Regions from separate parts of the Mus musculus genome. Here region 1 is linked to region 2. A link is a loop called in an ENCODE intact Hi-C map of the cell type or tissue named here. Cell type or tissue: left cerebral cortex. All regions are shown on one strand. Each heading gives the region's core, and the rest is flanking DNA. Links, peaks and the distances in the headings are about the cores only.

Evidence for each region. A loop is a pair of places that touch in the nucleus more often than their neighbours do. Peaks named below come from ENCODE experiments on the same cell type or tissue, not always from the same donor. Only the 100,000 strongest peaks of a DNase experiment are listed, where the experiment ranks them.
Region 1: a loop joins it to region 2, with 8 times the contacts of the local background. A loop is called at or near these places in 1 of 42 quality-filtered maps.

What each region holds. Positions count from the first base shown.
Region 1 is chr15:36,412,876-36,423,919 of GRCm38, reverse strand. No RefSeq gene overlaps it. Among named protein-coding and RNA genes, the nearest start is that of Gm34316, 38 kb to the left of the region's middle. In left cerebral cortex, for the core only: no CTCF peak of the experiment used is centred there; a DNase peak (open chromatin) is centred at 6,306; H3K27ac peaks cover 947 bases.
Region 2 is chr15:36,325,197-36,336,240 of GRCm38, reverse strand. It overlaps Gm38600 (a long non-coding RNA gene), which reads right to left. Exons shown (of 5, transcript XR_875144.3): 3 at 9,649-9,756; 4 at 5,994-6,079. Gm33826 (a long non-coding RNA gene) reads left to right here and starts at 5,335. Exons shown (of 3, transcript XR_875139.2): 1 at 5,335-6,224; 2 at 9,101-9,377. In left cerebral cortex, for the core only: no CTCF peak of the experiment used is centred there; DNase peaks (open chromatin) are centred at 4,985 and 5,788; H3K27ac peaks cover 798 bases.

The DNA.
Region 1 (11,044 bases), core at 3,782-8,781, 87 kb before region 2:
ACTCCTTTTCTACACAGTGACTTAGGGGCCCAGGTTCCCTGTCCCTTAGTGACACAAGGTGGGGAAGAAAAAAAGATGAGACAAGGTAGATACAGGCCACCTCAGCTAAAAAGTAAAATAGTACCCAGCTCTAACTTCACTGGTCCATACCAATAATGGGGTATGGGGCCGGAAAGATAGACCCCCAGAAGTCAATAGCCAGAGCAAGTCTATGCTCTGGAGATCAGAGAGGGAAGGTACTCATGACCCTTCAGTGGTCAGCTAGACATTTACATCATAATCACACTTGAGATGGAGTGGAAAGTCACATGATAGCCTAGCTGAGGCTGGGGAATAGCATATAGGTGTTGGGCTGGACTTAGACCAACACTCTCCTACAGAGCAGATTCTACAAGTCAAGCCCGGTCCCCAGGCATCTGTGACCAGCTGAGTCTTGGCATAAGTACATCGACTGGGGTCTCTTCAATGGCACTGAAATCTTATCTAAAGTTGAACCAGGTCTCTAAGATCTGGTCTTTGATAACAAGGGCATCCTTCCTGGGGCTTTAGCAAAGATCAGCTATGTTTGGTCATGTGACTTATTGAGCGAGCATCTGTTGACTGGCTGGGCCGTATAGTTCAGGCGAGGAGTATAGAATCTCAGTGTCTAAGTCTGCAGACTTAGACATTTACAGAGAGAATTTGAATAAATGTGGCAGTTAGAACAAAGAAGGGGCCAAGAAGGTAGAAGGGTTCTGAGCAAGAGAGAAGCCATGAGTCTGTTCTCTGGGTCATGTTTCAAATTTCAAGTTTTTATGGGCTTTTTTCCCCCCAATTGACATTAATTATGGATTGTGTGGCTCTTGGGTACTTGCTAATGTTCTTAGCTTTGGAACGGCATTTCCTGCTTCCTCTCCATCCTTGGCTGTTTATTTAGTCAGCTGGCTTTCATGTCTGAGTGTAGGCTCAGTGATCCAGCTGAAGGACTGCGGTCTAAAATATCCCAAACAAGGCTCAAATAAAGACAAGACTGACTTGTGTTTTCCAGGAGTGGATGAAGACAGCATTCATCCTTGCGGACTAACCTGGCCTCTCTTTAGGAAAATGCCATTTGAGCTCCATCTGAGCTGCATATTTTCTGAAGAGCCACAATCTCCTGATTGTGTGATGCTGTTTATGGAAAATGGCTTGTACTTCCCCTTTGGAATGTTCCTCAGAGAGAAGCTGAAAAAGTTCTTGTGGTTCCCAGATGAAGAGACAGAATGGCCACAGAGGGCATGAAACGTTGCCACTCTGACTTCTGGCTTCCAGACAAGCCCCATTTCGTGGACCCTCTTTCCCCACTCAGTGGACAGGTGTGATGTTATCAATGCCCCCCCCCCCATATTAGACTCACACCGGCCAGCAGAAGACAATTGAGGGGCATTTCCACTTGACATCAGGGTTGGGGCCTTCATTGCTTAAACAATCCCATTTAGAAGTGTCTCCAAAGCCACACTTGACTTTTACATCTCTTGTGTACCTTCCATCCAGTGCTCCATTTGCCTCCTCTTCACCACCTTCCACCTTCCCGTATTTCTTGGGTTAGCATCCTAGCTCCCCTGGTTGACTCCCTGAGGCTTCCCTGCCCATGAAAACTCTTCAACTAACCTGTCTCCCTGTCTGAAAAGTCAAAGCAGGCCTGAGTACTCTAAATTGAGGCCAGGAATGGTCTTAGGAGCACAAACTCCAAGTGTGTGTTTTAGCCCAGATGTGGACCAACTGGGTGAGACTGGCATCAGCTACTTCAGCATTTCAGTGGGACACAGCTAAGGCTAGGGTGACAGGACATTGTAGGTCAGGATGAAGGGGCAAGTGGAAGGCTGAAATGCCATGAAAGGGAGACTCTGCTCCAGGATAGGCTCCTGCACCTGAGGTGGACTGCTTGCTATGACATAACACCACGTAGTAGGATCCCACATTAGAGCAATAAGGAAGAGTACTTGGGCAAGCAGCCTTGCTGTAGGACAGCGAGTCTCACAGAAGCTTATTCAGTCTCACGAGACCCAGCTCATTCCCAAGAGACCGAACCTCATCTCTCAAGAAAGGCATGAATGTATACACAGAGGTAAATCCCTCATGCCTCAGATGCCTCCTAAAGGCCTCGCCTCCTGACACTGCAGTACAGGGAAATGAAGACTCAATGTGAGTTTTGCTGGGGACAACCCCTATCCCACCGTAGCGGGAAGTTGCCCACTATCAGCTAACACTCACATAGTACCAGACCATGGCGGGATCCGTTCTGAGCACACTCAGATGCTAACTTACTCCAGCCTCACTCTGACAGTTTTTTAACTTGCTTGCCCAAACTCTCAAAGCTGGCAGTGGCTCAGCTGGAGTTTGAACGCTGGCAGTCTGGCACCACCATCTCATAGGGTTGGTATGAGACAATCTTTGTAGAGATCCTAGCTCAGAGTCAATGCTCTAAAATAAGATATTGAAAAACAAGAGACTTGGTGCGGAAGGTAGACAGAAAAGGGGTCAACAAGAGAGGTTCACAGAGTGGCACGTGTTCAAAGCTGGACAGAGACAAGAAGAAACTGCACGGACAAACTGGGTGGGTATCCAGGGTTTAAACAGCACCAGATCTCGGCTTCCCTGTCTTCCCTCCACAAAGCTATTGTTGGTCTTGTGTGTCTGATTTAGGTAGTCCTCTCTTAGAACATGGCCCATACTGTACAGAGCAAGACATCATCCTCTTCATACTGCATTGTCGTTATGTTTGCTTTGTCCCCACTCCCTGCCCATATCAAAGGTAATGCCAGGCTCTTCTAGTTCTGTCCCCAGGGCCTGGCACCCAACCCAAGTTACAGCAATACATTGTAGTAGCTGCATTTATGTAAATGAATGTTACAGCTGGACAGTAACATCCCTGCCTGGGATGTAAGCATTTCTACACCTGCAGCTCTGAGTCCTAGTGGAAGCATGCCCAACCTTCATTCACACTCCAGATATGCGTAGATCATGGTGCAGACCTGCAGGGGTCTGTGAGGATGACAACAGTTAGACCACCCCAGGGCCTGAGGAACTGCTATGGAAGTCTCACCTCCAGCTCCGTCTCCTTGGCCACCTGCAGCCTAGACCTTGGCAGTCGCCTTCTGTAGCCCACAAGGAAACCACCCATGTGGAGCAGGCTTTCCTCCTGCTAAGACCTCTAGATCTCAAAAGTAAGTTTCCATGAGGTCTAGAACAGAGCCCCACAAAAAGCCCCTTTTCAGGTAACAGCTTTTCTTCCCCAGATGCATCCAAGGCAGGTTCCTGAGGTCACCCAGCCCCAACTCCAATGGAGCCATCCCTAAGACACTTCTCTCTTCAGTTCCTGATCAGAGATGCTCACACAGGGAGGCCCAGGGAACCTCCAGGGGGGATTCCAAGCCCACAGGACAGCCTGCCATCTGGACCTGACTCCTCCAGCAGTTGCTTAAGAATGTTGGCACTCAGACTGGGGTGGGGGTAGGGTGGGGTTCATCATAAAAACCCCTATATTTGTTTGAGTTTCTATCCCTAACACTGTCATCCTGGCCAAACCCCAGGAGTCAGAAATTAGCTTGGTTGTGTAAGCTGGAAGCAGGCAGACCAAAGTATAAAATGTTCTAGCCACAAGTAGAAGATCAATATGTGAAATGGCTGGCCAGCCCAAGGTCATCTTGTCTTCTAAGTCGAAGGTCCGTCAGGCAAGCTGCTTTTGTGAAGCAAAGACAGAGGCAGCTCGGTCGAGAGCAGGGCTCTGGGCACCATGTGGCACTGGGAAAACGCTGTGCTCTTGGCTTGTATCTCTCACCTGCATTCCGCATACCTTTCCTGTGTGCAAGCGAGAGCAAGAAACCCAGCCAATGCTATCTTTGTGCCAGAAAGTCAGATAACTCCTGGTGACAGAAAGTAAGGGAATTTCTGCTAATCCATTCTCTGGAAAGGGCAGTACCCAGAACATTCCAGGTACCCTGCAGATCTCCAGCAATAGTAGAAACTCTCCACGAATGGAATTGTTTGTGCGAGATAGAAGAGGCAGTGAGCCAGAGGTTGGCCCAGCTGTCTGTGCATGCTAAGTTTGCTGAACGTGTCCCGTTTTCCCAATGCTTTGATTCATCAGGCCCGCCCGCCCATGGCTCCCTTGAGTGGGCAGCTGCCTCCTAAGCCGTGACCTAAGGGACAAGGTACAGGATGGTACTCAGAAGATTTGGGAAGCCCAGCCTACTTTCCCAGGACCTCAGCAAGACACCGAGCAGAGTAAAGGGAGGCTTCAACAGTGCTGGCTCAAACTCTCAGGGTTGTGCGAGGTTGAAACCAAGAGGCAGAGCGTGTTAGTTGGTGGCTAGTAGGCCAGCACTTCTCAGCTTTGACCCCCTCTCTCCACTGTGTTGCTGGGACACGGGTATGCACCAGCCTTCTTGCTAGCTGGTCCCTGTTAAATGCTGGCAGTCACAGGAAGGAGGAAATCCCCCGGGATGTCAAACTCCTGGAAGCAGCAACTCACTTGAAAATGTCAAGATTAGGAGTAAGTGCCATCCCTTCTTACCTTCATTTTTTTTTCCTTTTTTCAATTTTTATTAGGTATTTTCTTCATTTACATTTCAAATGCTATCCCAAAAAATTTACAGCACAAATCTCACGTTACACTCCACTCACATAGAGACCCAGAGATAGAAACCCGACAGGCAGCTCAAGGAGAGGTGCGCTGAGAACCGCAGTTCCAGAGCTGTCCTTGGCTCAAATGCTCTGGTTTCTTGTCTCTGCCTAAATGAGCACCCTTGCCTAGAGGCTCTGTGTGAAGGTGGGGACTGGAACTCCAGTGCAGACATCAGTCATTCGGGTAAAAATCTTTGGAGCTGGATCTCCCTCTTGATTTTCATAAAACATGAGTTCTATTAAGTTCCAATTTCACCCCATCTCTTAAATGATTTTAGGTTTACCTTTTCAGTAGGGAGTGGTCATAGTAAGGAATGGAATCCACCTTCAGGTGGAGAGAAGCCATTGTCTTTTGCAGTAAAAGTTAATCCAGTTGGACAGGTCAATTACCTTTACTGCCACCCAGGAAGATGGGCCCATCTTAAACCATGCTAAAGAGTTGGTAGGAATAACTGTTCTTTCAATAAGATAATATACTTCTCTTTCCCAGAATCCCCTCTGCTCCCGAAGTATCTACAAGCTGCTGTGCAATTCTGTTGGGTCTGCCCACCTTTCTGTCCCTATTCCTTTTTCTTTTCCATCTGTTTTTCAGTTGCCAGTCAGAGTCCACGTGTGTTTTATTTTTTGGTACTTTTAGTTTCTCTAAGGTTCCCCTCTGTGCCATAGGCCTTCTTGTTTGCTGTGTGGCTGACCTCCATGCCACTTAACTCAAACTTATGACTTTTTTCCATCTTTTCTTCATTTTCCTCCTCCAAGTAGCTGTCAAGATTTATAACATCCCTGCCCTGAGATTTTGCTTTTAAATTAACCCAATTGTCCTTAAGCCTCCACTTATAGCCCACATTTAAAATTCTTTTAATCATGAGACTAAGAACTTCAAGAGAGGACCCCATTTCCCTGGTAATAGAACCTCTATGATGGTTGTTCAGTGATTTCAGTCTTTGTGTTCCCTCCAATGACAACAGATACAGAATTTTATTCTAGAAGGAAAAGTCAGGGCGTCATGTTGGCAGCAGAAATGTCAGAGGAAGTGAGAGGAAGGGGAGGGCTCGTTCCTTGTCTCCAGGACTGATGTGCCTGGACTGAATGAAGAAAAGAAAAAAGTGACTCCTGTCTGTGGCTTCCAGAGCTTGCCTGTCCCTCAGCCCAGCCAGGGACAGTTGAAATGAGGGAAAGTTACACAAAGGGTGACTGAGTAGCCAGGAAGAATGGCCTTGTAGACAACAGTGACAGTGTAAATTGCCGAGAAGAAAAGGTCCCTAGGAGTGGTCTGTCAGTTGCAATTTGTGTGGCAACTGTCACCCCCATACCCGCTTCAGTGAAATCATGACCCTGTCTGGCGTTAGGAAGAGAAAGTCTATAGACTTTAATGTTTAATGTGTTTAGTGTTTAATGATTTTGTTCCTGTGACACTAAATGAACAAGCATGTTTACCTCTGCCTGGAGGAAAGCACAAATATTCTAGCTGTGATATTTAAATATAAACTCCCTCTGATTGACGGCTGCCTCTCTTACTCAGTGCTCTAACTGGTACTGACAGGACAGGCTCTAAGTCCTTAGCCTGTTGATATTAGCTCTGGGGCATGTTAGCTATGCCACCCACCACATGATCTTTTCGTCTGTATTCCATCTAAGGCTCCACTCCTGCTCGCCAAACCCCACAGATGGCAGCTTAGGGACAGAGAACAGAACATGCAGCTTAGAGTTATTTTTTTTCCTCATGCAAGAAATTGGTAGAAACAGACCAAAGGCAGTAGCCTACAGGAACATTCCTTATCTTACAGTGTTTAACATGCAATTTAGAAATAAACTCTTTCTGTCCCTTACACTCTCTTTTTAAGGACTGCTGTAGTAGAATACCACAGACTAGGTGGCTTAAACACCAACAATTTATATTTTATATTTCCAGAGCTTGGAAGTCCACATTCAGTTTATCAGAACCTTGATGCCCTTCTCCTAATCTTGAGGTTAGACACAGCTCTCCGAGTGTCTTCCTGCGGTTTTCCTTCATACGTGTCTATATCCCAATCTTGTTTAATAGGGATGCCAGCTACAGGAAATGAGGATCTAGCCCTAAACACCCCATGTTACCATGACCACCCCCGAAAGTTGTTATCTCCAAATACGGTCACATTCTGAGTTATGTGAGTTTTAAACATCAGAAGATGGAGGAGCCCACATCTTAGCGGTTTAGCAGGGGACGGTGATGATGACTGTCTGATGGGTTTCATACCACGTGGGCTTCGTGAGCATTTGACTTTGGACTGAACACTCAACTTGAACTTAAGTCCTAAACCTAACCCCACATGACGGTCACCGTCCTTTTTTCACCCTATGAACTAGTAACAAAGGCTTTGGGGGTTAAGTGACTTGCTTAAGGTTGCACAACTATGGAGGAGAAGGTTGGAAATACAAACCATGACACAATTTGAATTCAGGTCTGTCCAACTCCAAAGAGACCCAGGCACTGGAAACTCCTGTAGCCGTTTTCCTTCCTAGAAAATGTTGTTCCAACTCTCAGCATATGGACAGAGGAGAATGAGGGGAATATGTCTGGAGAAGAAAGGCTGCCTTAGCTACTCAGGTTCCAAAGGAAGAACGTGAAATGTGTCGTTCCTCGGATAGGCCTATTTTTACAATTATAAAGCAATCTTCAGATGAGGCTAAAGGAGAAGAGAAGCAATGAATAATTAAACTTTGTTACCGATGTTCTTGGCACTGTGTTAGCGAGCCAACAATGACTCTCCATTTTGGAGAAAACCCCAGCTTTCAAGAACACATTTTGTGCTAAGAAATTTGAGCTTTACACAAAGACAGGACTGTGAGCTAGACTGCGTTAGTAATAATCATCTATCTTGCCCCTTCTCTGTTGAGTACACAGTCACATAATTTCTTCTTACTGATAGATTGGACCTGTCACTAGAGTATTTGGCCTATTTACTTCGTTTTCAGTAGATATTTCCTAATTCCTGTTTATTCAAAACGGTGTATCCATTACCCCAGCCCCCTTCTGCACACCCCTCCTATGCTAGGAATCAAATTCAGGCCTTGCACATACCAGACAAGTGTTCCACTACTGAGCTACATAGCTACCTTTGAGGCAGCGTCTAGTTTGTAGTGTAGGCTGGCTTGGAACTCGTGGTTTTCCTGCCTCTGCCCCTCGAGGAGGGAGTTGTAGGTGTGCAGCATACAGCATGCAGCACTGTAGTTAGCACCTCTAGTGTCTGCCTGGTCTTTCTTCTAGGCTACTCCACTTACCTCAGCCAGGTAATCTCAACAGGAAGCAGAATAAGCAACCACAATTTGAAATGATTCCTAAGCTAGACATTTAAAAAGTTCCAGATGAACATAGACTCCTGCCTTCTCCACAACAGAAGACTGTAGTTTGAATTAATTAGTTAATATTAGCCATAATTCTGAAGTTAGCAGCAATGAAAATGTCACTATTATCATAAAAAGATGTACTTCCAGCTTCTCCTTTAAACAGTTTCATCAAAGTCATAATGAAACTTGACAGCATGCCAGCTGTGGGTGTTTACTTTGTGCCTTTAAAGATGCGATCGATATATTAAGAACAATCATCTAGGCTTTTTTTGTTTGTTTGTTTTTGTTTTTTTTTTTATTATGGTTAAAACCTCAAACTGTCATAAACTAATGTTAACTGGGAACTTTTAAATTAACCACAAAGAGTGGCTGATAGTCATACAGAAAATACACACCATTTTAAACACAAGCCTTCAATCTAATCTCAACATAAATCCACTTAACACCAAGTTTCTGAACCCATAATTCATATAGTTAACAAAAGCATTTGATGCAAGGATTTGATGACCAAGATCAGCAATGACTCTATTGAAACCTAATTGCAATAAATGAAAATCAACAAAGTAAGTCCAAGGAAAGATAGTTCCTCCATAATAAAAATCAATAGTGCATAAATAATGCAAAGCAGGGCCAGTGCCAACAGCAAATTTCCCATAATGATATCAGGCTCACAATTTTAACCACAAAATAGCATCTTGTACCGCTTCTACTGGTAGATGAGGCATCCTGCCGCTGAGATTGGCTTTTAGGAGTGCCCTGCGGTGTACTGTGTGCCTCCTTGGCACCCTCTGACTTGCAGAAGCCCTTCCTCAATCACACTCCCATCTCCAGACTCTCTCCCAGTGTCAGTTTCTCCTTCTGCATGCTGCGATTCCCTCATACCCGTTATATTTTCCTCATATTTGGGTTATCCTAGCTCCTTGTGGACACAATGAGCTTTAGGGAAGCCAGTAGCAGATATTTTGTTAGCTTTTCTAGCTGTATAATTTAGCGTTATAATAATTTCATACATATTTGCCTAATAAATGAGCAATGATACATTCACATGTCATGGGGAGCCGTGTGGTGGTGCCCAATCCTTCCACTCTGTTGTTAAAGGCTGCATCTCTATGTGTATGTGTGATTTCTCTCCTTGGTAACAAAACAAAATATATTTCCAAAATGCATTATACACAGCTACTTTATGGAATATAGCCTTGTAATGGTTAATAGTGCTTGTTAACTTGACTAAAATAAATTGAAGAGACAAAGGCTCTGCGCATGACTTCAAGAGATCATCTATATGAAATTAATTGAGGTGGAAAAACCTATCCTAAATGTGCATGGCACCATTTCCTGGACTGAAGAGATGGCTTAGAAGCTGAGCAGACCTGGCTTCAGTTCTCAGCACCCACATGGTGGCTCAAAAAACTCTGTAACTCCAGTTTCAGGGGATCTGATGCCTTCTTCTGATCTCCATGGGAACCAGACGCACACAACACATATAATTCATGTAAGCACTCATACACATAACATAAAATACATTCTATTTCATTTTAAAGAAAGCAAGCAAATGTTTCTCTGTCTGTCTGTCTGTCCTCTCTCTCTCTCTCTCTCTCTCTCTGCTTTCTGACTGTGACTATGGTGTGGCCAACTCCCATGGCCTTGCTTCCCAGTCCATGACGGACTGAGAGCCCAAGTAAACCTTTTCTCCCTTAAGTTGCCTTTGTCAGGGTGTTAACCACAACGACAGGAAAGAAAATTAATGCAAGTGTGGATTAAAGCAAGACACAAGCTAAGTTAGCTGCTTTCCATCATCTAGGGTACTGAACTCTAGTGTCTAAAGAAAGCAAATCAGCAAATGTTCTTTGTAATTTTTAAAGATGATTTGGGGACGCACTTGCTGAACTATTTATATTGTATCTGACCATGTGACTCAGAGTGTAGGAACAAAGTGAAAGAGTAAGAAAGACTGTCATCTGGAAATTCTTCACAATGCAACTCTCTCTGTTTCCAGAGCTGTGCCCAGCCAAGCAAGCTTGATGGCAGAGCCATGACTGCCTCCGGTCAGCTATGCCGCCTTTGGTTAGCTCTGCTGCAGTGTGGCATAGAGCAGTGCCCAGCCAAGCAAGCTTGATAGCAGAGCCATGACTGCCTCCGGTCAGCTATGCCACCTTTGGTTAGCTATGTTCCAGCCCAGGTGGATGACCCTGCGACTCTAAGACAACAAGGGCTGCAAATACACTTTCAGTCAGCTCAGAAATTCTTTCATTTCCATCCTTGGAGAGTACACAGTGCTTTCTTGCTGGTGAATTTTCTATTTGAAGTAAAAGGAGATGTACTTGCAAGATGGGAGACCACAGGCTATCTGACCTTCCGCTCTTAATGTTCAGAAAACAGGATGCTTGTTCTGTGCTTGAGTGCTTGTTGTTTTTCTTTTGTATCCAGGTGAGGAATCCTGAATGCATGGTCAGCTACGACTCATGCCTTTTCTCTGCCAGAATCCTAAAGGGTAGATCTTAGATGTTGGACTCCTAGGGACTGAGTTGTCAAGTTGTCTGCATTCCCAAAAGCTGTTTTGAATAATTCTCCAAGAAGCCAGAAAGTTTATGTGCACATACCTCCACACAGATACACATGCACACATAAAATCAAAAATAAAATAAATCTTAAAAAAAAAGTTTAAGTGTGGAATGATGTCAGCAATATGGTGGGGTAGCTAGCTCCAAATAAGATAATGTGCAGGCAAGATACACACACACACACACACACACACACACACACACACACACACTCACACGCACAGAGCTGAAAAATTTAGAATTCTGATAGTTAAAGGTTTAAGGCAACCCTGTGAACACTGAATCAAATCAAGGCAACTTGAAAACGGGAAAGCCCTGTGACAGGTTTACTTGTCTCTGTCCCACCCCTCTCAGCTTGGTAACAATCTTGACGCAGAAACAGCATGTGTTTCTAGGGTAGGACTCTGGTCCTTGGTTCTGAGGTAGCAAAGCAGACCACACTCCCACATTATATCACATGTGTCCAAAAGGTTACCCAAAAGCCTGATGTAAGATGATGGCTTTAATTTTCCTAA
Region 2 (11,044 bases), core at 3,282-8,281:
GTTGATTGTTTGTTTGTTTGTTTTGCTTTGAGACAGGGTCTTAGGAAGCAAACGCTGGCCTTGAACTGTTAATCCTTCTGCCTCCACCTCCCTCCCATGTGTTGGGATTACAGCATGTGCCACCATGTCCCTGTCTGGCTCCTTTTCCAATTTTAAACTTTTAAATTATCCCCAGGAAACATGGACTTGGGAAGTGGTACCCTGACAACATTTCCTGCAGATCTTCCCACGATCTCTACCCACTGGGAGGATTTATGTTCTAAAGACCAAATTGTCTCCTGATAACAGCTCTTCCCACCTCCTCCCTCTAGCATCCCTTCTTGATGGTGCCTGGGCTAGTTCAGTCTTATCCAGTGGTGAACATCCCAGATGCATAGATGCCAATTACTTAAAGGTGGGTTCATAACTGACAGGGATTTTCCTTAGATTGCATTCTTCCATCCTCAGCCAGCTGAGAGTCCTTTGCTTTATGTTTTTTGTCACTGGGGAGTGAAGTTCTCTTGTCTGGGTCTGTAGCTTGGCTGGCAGTTAGGCCAGACTACATTTGACTTTGAGATCAAAGTAGCAATCCTCCCCTAGTGTTATAAACAAGTCTACTTGTGTTAGTTTCCCACCATTTGTGTGAGGTACACTAATCACATTTCTGGTATTGTGATGAATGTCTGTGACAGATCAACTTATGAAGAGTAGCCATTTATTTGGGTACACAGTTTGGAAGGCTTCTGCCAATTGATTCCAGTCGTTTGTAAACTACACTAGACTCTGAGAGAGAGAGAGAGAGAGAGAGAGAGAGAGAGAGAGAGAGAGAGAGAGAGAGAGAGAGAGAGAGGAGATTCTTGTGCTGTTTTGAAAAAAGTGAAATTAGGATCTGGGGCATGTGAACCATGAAGTAATAAGTATGCCCTATTGCTTCACTGGAGTTGTGCTATCCAGCTAGCTTGCATTTCTAGGTGGTAAAGGTCACCACCAGGAATGAAAACATGTTAGGACGGGGTATACCAGATGTCCTAAGAAAATCTAGACAGTGGGTGGGAAGAAAGCTATAACAATACAATACAAGTCTTTAAAAGTTATATTTGCTTTGTTTTGCTCTGGCCTTATTTTCATGCTGTTCCAAGCTTTGCTGCCTAGCATCCACCTAGAAGGAATGTCTGTCGTTCTTCCAACTTACCATGTCTCTAGTCAACCTCCACACTGTGCCACTATGGTGAGCCTTCCTCATGATCACCCAGCTTTGAGATATTTTGTTATACTTTAAAGTATTCTCTCCGAGTTTGAACTATACTACAGAGATAGCTGTGAACTTAGCCTAAGGTGATGCAACACTAGGCAGTGGCTGGAGCCATAGAGCAGCACCAGGAAAGACGTCCAAGGAAGAACTGATGGGAATCTGTGTTCATTTCTTGAGCCAAATGCTATGCTGCTTTCTGTGCAGCAATCATGTCATTTATCTCTCCCAGAAACAAGGTCGCCTTGCTAGCAAGTGCTGGTACTAAAACTCATCCCCAGGCAGCCTGCCCTGCCACACTGATGTACTGCAAGCCTGTGTGATTTGGAAGGCCGTTCCTCAATGTCATGTGCAGTACAATTAGACACGATTGAATCATTCCCTCCTGAATCACTCGTGAATATTGCAATCTGGGGGGAGGAGTCCCCCAAGACCACAGAGATTGTGTGACATGAAATCAACTTCTTTTAAAAGGAAGTCCTGAGGAGCAAATGCTTCGGTCAGGCTGCTCCTCTCTGGTGAACATCCTGGCAGGAAACTTCCAAGACTGCCTGCGGTAAGCACAAGAGACTTAGGAAGGAATTGGTTGCCCTTGACTCTCATTGGGTTTCCTGTTTTGCCTTCCAACATTTGCACAGATTACAAAATATTTTTAGGAACAAAATTTTTGTTGTTGATGTTGCTTTTTCTCTTGCATGAGGTAAGATCTATGTTGGCAAGTGATCAGTTATGGGAATGACTGAGCTACCTGAAGCCAAACAATACTCTTCCCTTTTGAAGCCTGCTCTTTGCCTGTTCTCTATTCACTTCTAATCCCCACCCCTCCCTTCTTGCTCCCACTCTGCCTATTCTTGAAATGCTTTATCAGTCTTATTTGCATATATACCTGACTCTTGACCAGACTGACAGCTTCCTGTTTATCGAGGTGTTTCCATGGCTCTCAACCCACAGCAGCCACTCACAGGAGCTAATGGAATGAATGAAAACAGATTGGCAATTAACTGCTGGAAGTCTGTCAGCACTGAGAGAGAACCTACCTGAGGAGCTGGGCTCATCCTGTCTCAGAGCTGCTGTTGCTGCTGAGCAGGTCCACAAGTCCTTACTCTTAAGCAGATTAGGGGCTCAGGGAGCTATGTGATTCATCTAAGGTGACACAGGTTGTAACGAGCCATGAACCAAGCTCAAATAACCCTTTCCTCAAAATTGGCAGATAAAGAAAACCAGCAGCTTGGAGGGTTTTCCGATCCTCATGACTTCTGGTGACTTTAAAAGCTTTCTTCTGTGTGGTATGGTAGAGTGAAGTTGTGGAGACACTAGTCACTTTACTTCTTTGTGATCTTTCCTAGAGAAAGCAGCATGGTGGAGAAGGAAGGTGGCTGGATATCTTCCAGGGCAGAGTTCAAGTCCTGGTTCCTGACACCATCGCCAACATCCCTCTATTTGTCCTAGAGGGGCAATCACTCTCATAGCCTTTGAAGGAGAAAGTAAATCACACACACCCAGTGGAGCGGCAGGCATCCTGTTTGGTCAAGGTAGTCAAAGGGCAGGTGTTTGAACAGCAGGATGCCTGTGAGCTCTGCTGGCTCAGAGCCCTGGGATACCTTTTCTTCCTGCTTTATCCAGGTCCCAAACCTCACACACAGTCTCTCTCAAAGCTCCTGATCCTCAGCCTGGAGAGCGACTTCTCACCTACCCAGATGAGTTTTGTTTTGTTTTGTGACAGGGAGTCACTATGTATCTCTGACTGTCCTGGGATTCATTATGTAGATCAGGCTGGCCTTGAATTCACAGAGATCTACCTACCTCAGCCTCCCAAGTGTTGGGATTAAAAGCATGCTCCACTATACCCAGCCCATAAATCAAATTTAATTGAACCAAAGCCAGGCTCATTCATTGACATGTTATTGACATGTTATTGACAGCTGCTTCTCCAAGACAAAGGCAACAGTACCTGCAGTAAAGATTATGTGAACTGGGCCTGAGCAGATGGATCAACAGTTAAGAACACTTGCTGCTCTTCCGGAGGACCTGAACTCTGTCCCCAGCCACCCATGTCAGCAGCTCACTGCCACTTGTAATTCAAGTCCAAGAGATTGGATACCTTCTTTTCACCTCTTTGGGTGAATACATACATGCCAGACCCATACATGTACACACACACACACACACACACACACACACACACACACACACACACACAATGCACACACACATGCACATAAATAAATAAAAACAAAAAATTTTTAAATAATAAACGGTCATATGGACTGAAAAGTCTAAGACAGTTCCTATCTGACCAAAAACAAACAAACAAACAAACAAACAAACAAACAAATTGTGAGCCCCACTGTGAGAAAATAAGACTCCTCTTCACACATGCCCAACAAAGCCCCGCCTCTTTCCTGTCTTCATCCAATCGGCAAGTACAGCATCAGGTCAGGAAACTCTTGGGTTAGCCAAGCACAAATGTTCTGAGGAGTTTGGGGTTTCACACCATTCTCTGCACTTCCATTTTAATAGGCAAAACCATGCCTGGGCCCAGCAGAAGAGAAGGAAAAAGGAAGACAGAATGAGACAAAGGAAAAGAAAAGAAAAAAGAAAAGAAAAGGAAAGAAAAGAAAAGAAAAGGAGGAGAGTATCATTTCTTTTAAAGTAAAAAGAAATGAAAGGGGTGTTGGTAGATTGCTGCTCTTTGATTCTAAATCAAAACAAAAGCAAAAACCTAGACTAAACACATTAAATGTTTCTTTACTCTGACCTCCCAGAAGTTTTTGCTGTCCCATGCTAACACTAACCACCCAAGAGTCAATACAGAACTCACTTTCAAATGTACATGACAAGGAAGTTCCTCCATGGCAAGTCGCTGCTTGGGACTAGCTTCCCCCACAAGTTACTTAAAACAAAACCAACTAACAAACGGAAAACTCATTATTTAGGGACAGCAGCACATGCACGTTGAGATCCAAGAACGCCTTCTCATAGTAAATTTTCTCCTTCCATCTCAAGGGGTCAGGGATTGTGAGCTCAGGTTGGCTAGAAGTGCCTTTACTGACTGAGCCGTCTCGTCAGCCTCTACCCTCCACTTAGATTCTTTTGGAAACCAGTGGCTTATGCAACCTTTAAGCAGGGGTGAGGGTGTTGGGAGGATGGGAACTGAACATGGGGGTGGGGGGACAACTAGAATAGCTGCTGAAGGAATGACCTGATAGAACAAAGTCAAAACAAGCACAATAAAAAACAATTGAATTATCCATTATCACGTCTTAACTGGTTGCTTCAAGGATCTTAAAAGCAAGAAATGCCACCAGCCCAATAGCTGGGAAGTCTCATTAGCTGCCAGAGGCTTTGAAGAAGTGTCCAGTGGGCTGTGCCCTGAGACAACTGGATGAGGAGACTAGTAGCACTAGGCTCACTTGGTGCCTTCCGCTCTCCAACAAAAGACATTTGTATCTCAAGCTCTTAAAAACTTACACAAATTTGGGGGCGGGCAGTGAATATGCAGCTGAGATGGGTTAATGCAGAGATGAATAAGTCCTTCTCATTCCTAGGAACAAAGACACCCTAGTGGCTCTCAAATGGCTGGAATATTGAGAAGCTGTATATGAAAAATTGTACATTTTATTCCTTTAGACATGCAACTTTCTCAAGACTGAATTTCATTTTAATTTAATCATTTCAGCATCTGTATCTCTTCAGCTGAGATTAAAATAGCAGGCTGCAACGAGGCCAAGCTTTCTGGCAAATCTGTTCTAAAATGTAGTAGAAGAGATCAGACTCAAATCTCCACAACAAAGCTTTGTTAAAGGGCATGCCCATAGCACTTTTATCAACCACTGATCACTTCTGGCACAGGAAGATAGATGTCCCTTTGGGTGTTTAAAATAGCAGAAAAAAATGGTCAGTGCAGAAACAGAAGGCCTGAGAAAATAGAGTACGGAATCGGCACATAGAAAAGGCACAGGCAGGACTCACAGACCCACCCTTGACAACTCAGTAGACTCAGTAGTCTGGGGCTCAGCTTTCTCGGCTAAGAATGGAGACATTCTCGCCGTCTTTTGTTGTTGCTTGCCTTGTTTTAGTGAGATGTATGTATGCACACTATGTAGCATTGATTCAGAGAGGGTGAATAGACAGTGCTTCCCATAGCACCTTCTTCAGAAGGTGATGGAACTGTGTAGGTTCAGAGCTGTTGGGTTAAACAAAGTTAACTACTTCCTAGGCTTTTGAAAATAGCTCATGTGCATAATGAACATACACAAATAGTGAAAGTTCAAGAAGTAAAGAGAAGCATGAAATGAAAAGACTTTTCCCCTATCTTTGGTTTATTACCACCACCACCACCCAGCCCCATTCTTTAGCGGTTTGGGAACTGGTTTCTCACACTTTGGTCCCCAGCTGTTGCACACATCTAAGTATTTTGGCTCATCACGATAGAGCAGCCACAGGCAAGTGCCCGACATGAGCGGCAGCGTGCTTCACACATGCCTGCACCTTGCTCCATGCAGATCTTGGGAAAATACCAGTTATTTAGGTTAGTGGTTCTCAGCTGGGGGTGAGTAGAGACATTTTTGGTTGTTTTAATGGAGCGTGGTAGTGAGGGTGTTACTGGCAGATGGTGCCTAGGATTCAGAGATGCTGCTGAAATCCTATGTCGTGCAGGCAGCTTCCAAAAGGAGTGTCTAACCTGACTTGTCAGATATTTAGCAGCCTTTAAACAGATAGGGAGACCCTTACCTTGGTCAGCAGTAACATTGATGGAACTTACATTTGCTGGCCACTATCATCACCAAATGTGTTCGTCGGGATTCCTTTCCTTCTACGTGAATGAAACCAGAGCAGCTCAAACCATGGCTGAAAATGAACAAAAACCGTATTAAATCTGGGAACGTCTTTGGTCTGAGCCACTTGCCATAGTCCCGGGCTCAGAAGTGCTAGAGAAGAGCTGTCTCATCACCTACTCCTGAGTCACAGTGATGCTATGACCTGTAACCATGAGGTGAGCTTAAAGCCGGTAGTGATGAACCTGAGGGACACAGCTTATACACTCTTGTGACAGGTGAATATACAGAGTAGTTCAATAACCTGGGCGCAACCTGACATGTTTATAAAACCATTTTAGGATATGTGTCTTTTGGTGATGAGATTATACTGATCTTATAGAAATTGATCTATGAAAACCTTTCAGGACCACATGAGAATATATGTTCTAAAATATCGGTCACATGCCTGTCAATCTATCCATTTTTGAGGCAAGGTCTGACTTTGTCTAGGGCTGTCTGGCCCCAGCTGGCCTCATGGGGCCCTCTTGCTTCTGCCTCTCCAGTGCTGGGGTGATAGGCATGAAACACATACCATTTTGCCAAAAGATGGTGTTGGACTCTCTGGAGTAGGGGTTATAGGTAGTTGTGAGTTACTGGACATGGATGTTGGAAACTGAACTGTGGTCCTTTGCAAGAGCAGAAAGTATTCCCAAGTTCTAAGCCATCTCTCCAGTACCCTAGATTTGTATTTTTATTTTTAATAATGCAACAAGAAAAAAGTATAATTTACAGAATAGTTTAACTTTATTTATATCAATATCTTGAAAAAGTGTGTTTTCAGTTTGTACAGTTGTGATGGATAAACTGTAACTTAATATATAAAAAATTATAATGAGGGAGATGTGAGAGTAAATATGATTTAAATAACTTGTTTATAAAGCACTTGGGAGCCAGAGGGCAGTAGGTATTGAGTTTAAGGCTAGCCTGGCCTACATATGTAAGAACCAAAGTTAACCTGTAAGCCCCTCTTGCCCAAGGACAGATAACATTCAGGAATGCTAGGGGCTGTGGTTCTTGGGAAATAACAAGCAGCATGTTTCCATCCCTCTAAACAAGTTTGGTTGCACTGAAAGTGCTTGGTTGGATGTGGGTGAGAGGTACAAAGGCAGGAAATACATCAGGATTGATTGGACCTGATGGAGAATACAGTGGTCTTGTGGTTTTGCCTTTTTAAGCCTCTGTAAAATGTGATGTGTGGTCATTTCCTGGGAACCCCAGAATGGATCTGGCCAGATTCCATCATCCTGGCCAGTATTTAATTAAAGCTTGCTTCACATTTGGCTCAAAATTATGGAACTTGTTTTCTTGAGATTCTCAGGTTTCAAGGCTAGTAAGACCCTAATGCAAATAAACAAAAAAGAAACAAAATAAAACCACTATTAAAAATATATGATGGGAATCAGTGGGATGAAAGAGTTAAGAGTCAGTTTAAAAAAGATGCGCTGAAGGTTTACTAGACATTTCACTAGACTAGATATAGAAACGGTAAAAAATAAAAATAAAAAATATGCATAATCTTTAGTTCCTAAAGAAATTCTAATCGAAGCCCTGGGGTGACAACCCTTCTCACCCACCAGGGTCACAGGAAGAACATGAACAGCAGCAAGCATTGATTCAATGTGGTGAACTGGATGGAACCTGGTTTCATTTTGGTTAAGAATGTAAATCAGAAGCTGGGCGTGGTGGCGCACGCCTTTAATCCCAGAACTCCGGAGGCAGAGGCAGGTGGATTTCTGAGTTTGAGGCCAGCCTGGTCTACAAAGTGAGTTCCAGGACAGCCAGGGCTATACAGAGAAACCCAGTCTCGGGGGGGGGGGGGGGGATGTGAATCAGAGCAGGCTTGGCCACTGGGTCAGGAGGTTAAGTATCTTTGGCAGAAAAGGAATTTATTTTAAAATTAGATATTGATGGTTGTTGAAGAATTTGTGAATATGCTAACAAGTGACTTTCACAACACGTGACTTATACAACCTATCAGTAAACAGGTTATTCCTAAGAGACTAGAAACTGCCCATAATAGCTCTACCACAAGGTCGTTAAGAAAAACCCAAACCTCTTGTTTACACTTGGTGAATGCTTATTATGGACTACATTTTTTTGAATTATTGTATTCTCTATAGCTCATTTGATCTTTCAATAATGCTGTATAATAAGTACTCTTAGCTCCAGTTTGCCTTACACTTGGTGAATGCTTATTATGGACTACATTTTTTTGAATTATTGTATTCTCTATAGCTCATTTGATCTTTCAATAATGCTGTATAATAAGTACTCTTAGCTCCAGTTTGCCTGTATTCACAAGATAGTCCAGGGCCGAAATGGAATCTGAGCTTAGATCAGACCCCAGATCCCACCTCATTTAAATATTCACTAGACCACTCTACTTCCACAGGTAGATGGAGTCACCACTAGAACCCAAATGTGTGAAAACTCAGGGCAGAACTCAACACTTTAGACAAAGAACTACAGTACAAAAGGAACTTGATAAATTCCACTCTAAATATACATCTGCATACTTTAGCACAACTAAAACAATGTACTCAAAAAGATGGAATGGGGGTGTCTCAGCTGGTGAAATGCTTGCCTTGCTGGATTCCCCCACATACATAAAAATCCAGGCTTGGTAGTGCACACTTGTAACCTTTGCGCTGGGGAAGAAGAGACAAGGGATCCTTAGGGTTCAAGTCTAACCTCACTGGTGAACTCCAGGCCAGTGGGAGACCATATCTCAAAGGAAGTGAAGAGTGTTCTTGAGGGTGACGCCGGAAGTTGTTCTACAGCCTCCACATGTGTATACACATGCACCCTCCCTCTAAAAACATGGACCTAAGAACATACATGCCCACACACAAAGACACATTTTAAAAAGAGTGGAAGAGTGTATAACTAATGCCTAGATTTCTAGAATATGAGTGGTACCCCAACTGCCTTAGTTTCCACTGAGCCCTCCCTGGAGGTATCCCAACTCACCGACAGAAACCTCTTCTTGAGGCTCCAAGCCCTTCAGTCAATACAACATGAGATTTGACCCAAACTGCTTTAAATGCTCCAGGGATGCCAGAGACTCCTCACTGCTTCCAGACTTGTGACTAGATCTATGTAAGGAGGCATCGGGCACAGTTGCTGGACTCCCGGTGAAAGGGACCCTTCCTGGTGCTGCCTAACCTCTCCCACAGCCCTCAAGGTGGACTGTATTGTGGCCTGGGTTCACACTTCCCATGTGAAACCTGCAGATGCCCCACTCCCCAGACACCCCTGCTGGACAGTACAGAAGATGGACAATCTGCTCAAGCTCAAGATCACTCGACCTTGATCATGACCGCCTGGTGGTACCTTTGGATTCTAGTTCCTTCCCCCATCCTATGTGCCTGTCCACCAAGCCTGTTACAGCACTCACTGTCTCCCTTCTGTTGGGGTTAGGGGAGTCCAGGGCAGCCACTGAGAGCTCCACTTTGGTCTTACAAGGAAAAAAGTATGACAGTCTGAGGGCAGCCATTGATTTAGATATAGAGAGAATAGAAACTTCCATCAGTCACCTTCAAGAATCATTGACTTCATTATCAGAAGTAGTACTACAGAATAGGAGGGGATTAGACTTACCTTTTCCTCCAGCAAGGAGGGCTATGTGCTATCTTAGCTGAGGAGTGTTGCTTTTATATAAACCGTTCTCGGGATGTTAAAGATTCAATGGCCAAGGTGAGAGAAGGGCTAGCCAATCGAAAGAGTGAAAGAGAACAGAGTCAGGGCTGGTTGAGTCTTGGTTTAACTCCTCCCCTTATTTAACCATCCACCTCGTTAGGACCCCTAGTTGAACTCCTGCTATTGTTGACCTTTGGACCCTGCATATTGAACAAGCTTAGGGCCTTCATGAAAGAGAGGACAGGAACAGTAGAGCTGATGGCCCTGGGTCAACATGAGACCCTGAGGACAGAACCTGAAGAATATGAGTTGGTTACCAGAGACTCCTAAGCATAGCTCCAGGATTGGAGCTTGTACAAGAAAGGGGGGGAAATGAAGGGCCCTAGGGGTTTTTGCCAGACTTACACTCACCCACCTAGGGTCAAGGCTAAGCAAAGTTCCATTCTCCAACCACAGGAACATTCTTGAGTAAAAAAATTCTCAGAATATAATAACTGATAGATACCTGACCCTCTGAAAAAGTCCCAGGTAGAGTTCAAATATGTGTCATGCTTGCTAGCCAATAGACTTAAAAGTCAATATGCTTAGCCAATAAGTTTGAACTGTAACCTTGCTGATGTAGCCTATGCCCCTAAAAAGTATAAAAACTGTTTGTAATAGCCATTCGGGGTCACCTTCTCATCACTTGCCTAGAGGGACTGATTGAAGGTTGACCCCTACGCCCCGGAAAATAAACCTCTTGTTTTTGCATCGATCTGCGTCTCCTGCCCGAGGGTCAGGTCTTACAAGCAATCTGTCTCTGGTAACCAATTGTCACTCAGTCAGCTGTTGTGAACCTCCTAAGGCTGAGGTTGCCAGGACACCTGCTCTAGCTACTCTTCAGTAAGAGAGAATGAACTCTCTCTGTTGCATGCTTCCAGGCCACATGAATCCAACTGAACTTTGATTCACACCGTCCGTCCGCCATCCTCCTTTCGAAGAGACACAGAGTAGTTGTCTCTCAGAAGTAATCATTGTCCTATCCAACTTTGGCCCAAAGAAGAAGCATCCCCTAAAGTGCAGTGCTTTTAATGCCATGCAGTAACTGTAGGGTTAATGAGTTAAAGCTCTAGATGCAGTGGACAAGAAGACAAGATTAGAGCCACCGATGGACCAGCCTGACTGTATCTTAAGATTAAAAACCATCTTGTTACAAGTTCAAAGCAAGTTCGTTCCTGTTTTCTGTAATACTTGGATTTAACCAGGTCTGCCAAATAATTTGGAGAAGTTCAACCGAGTTCTTACATAACCAAAATCCCTCTGGAAATTCCCTGACCCTTGAGAACCCCTAGTCATGAAGTCTCTGCGCTATAAGCCT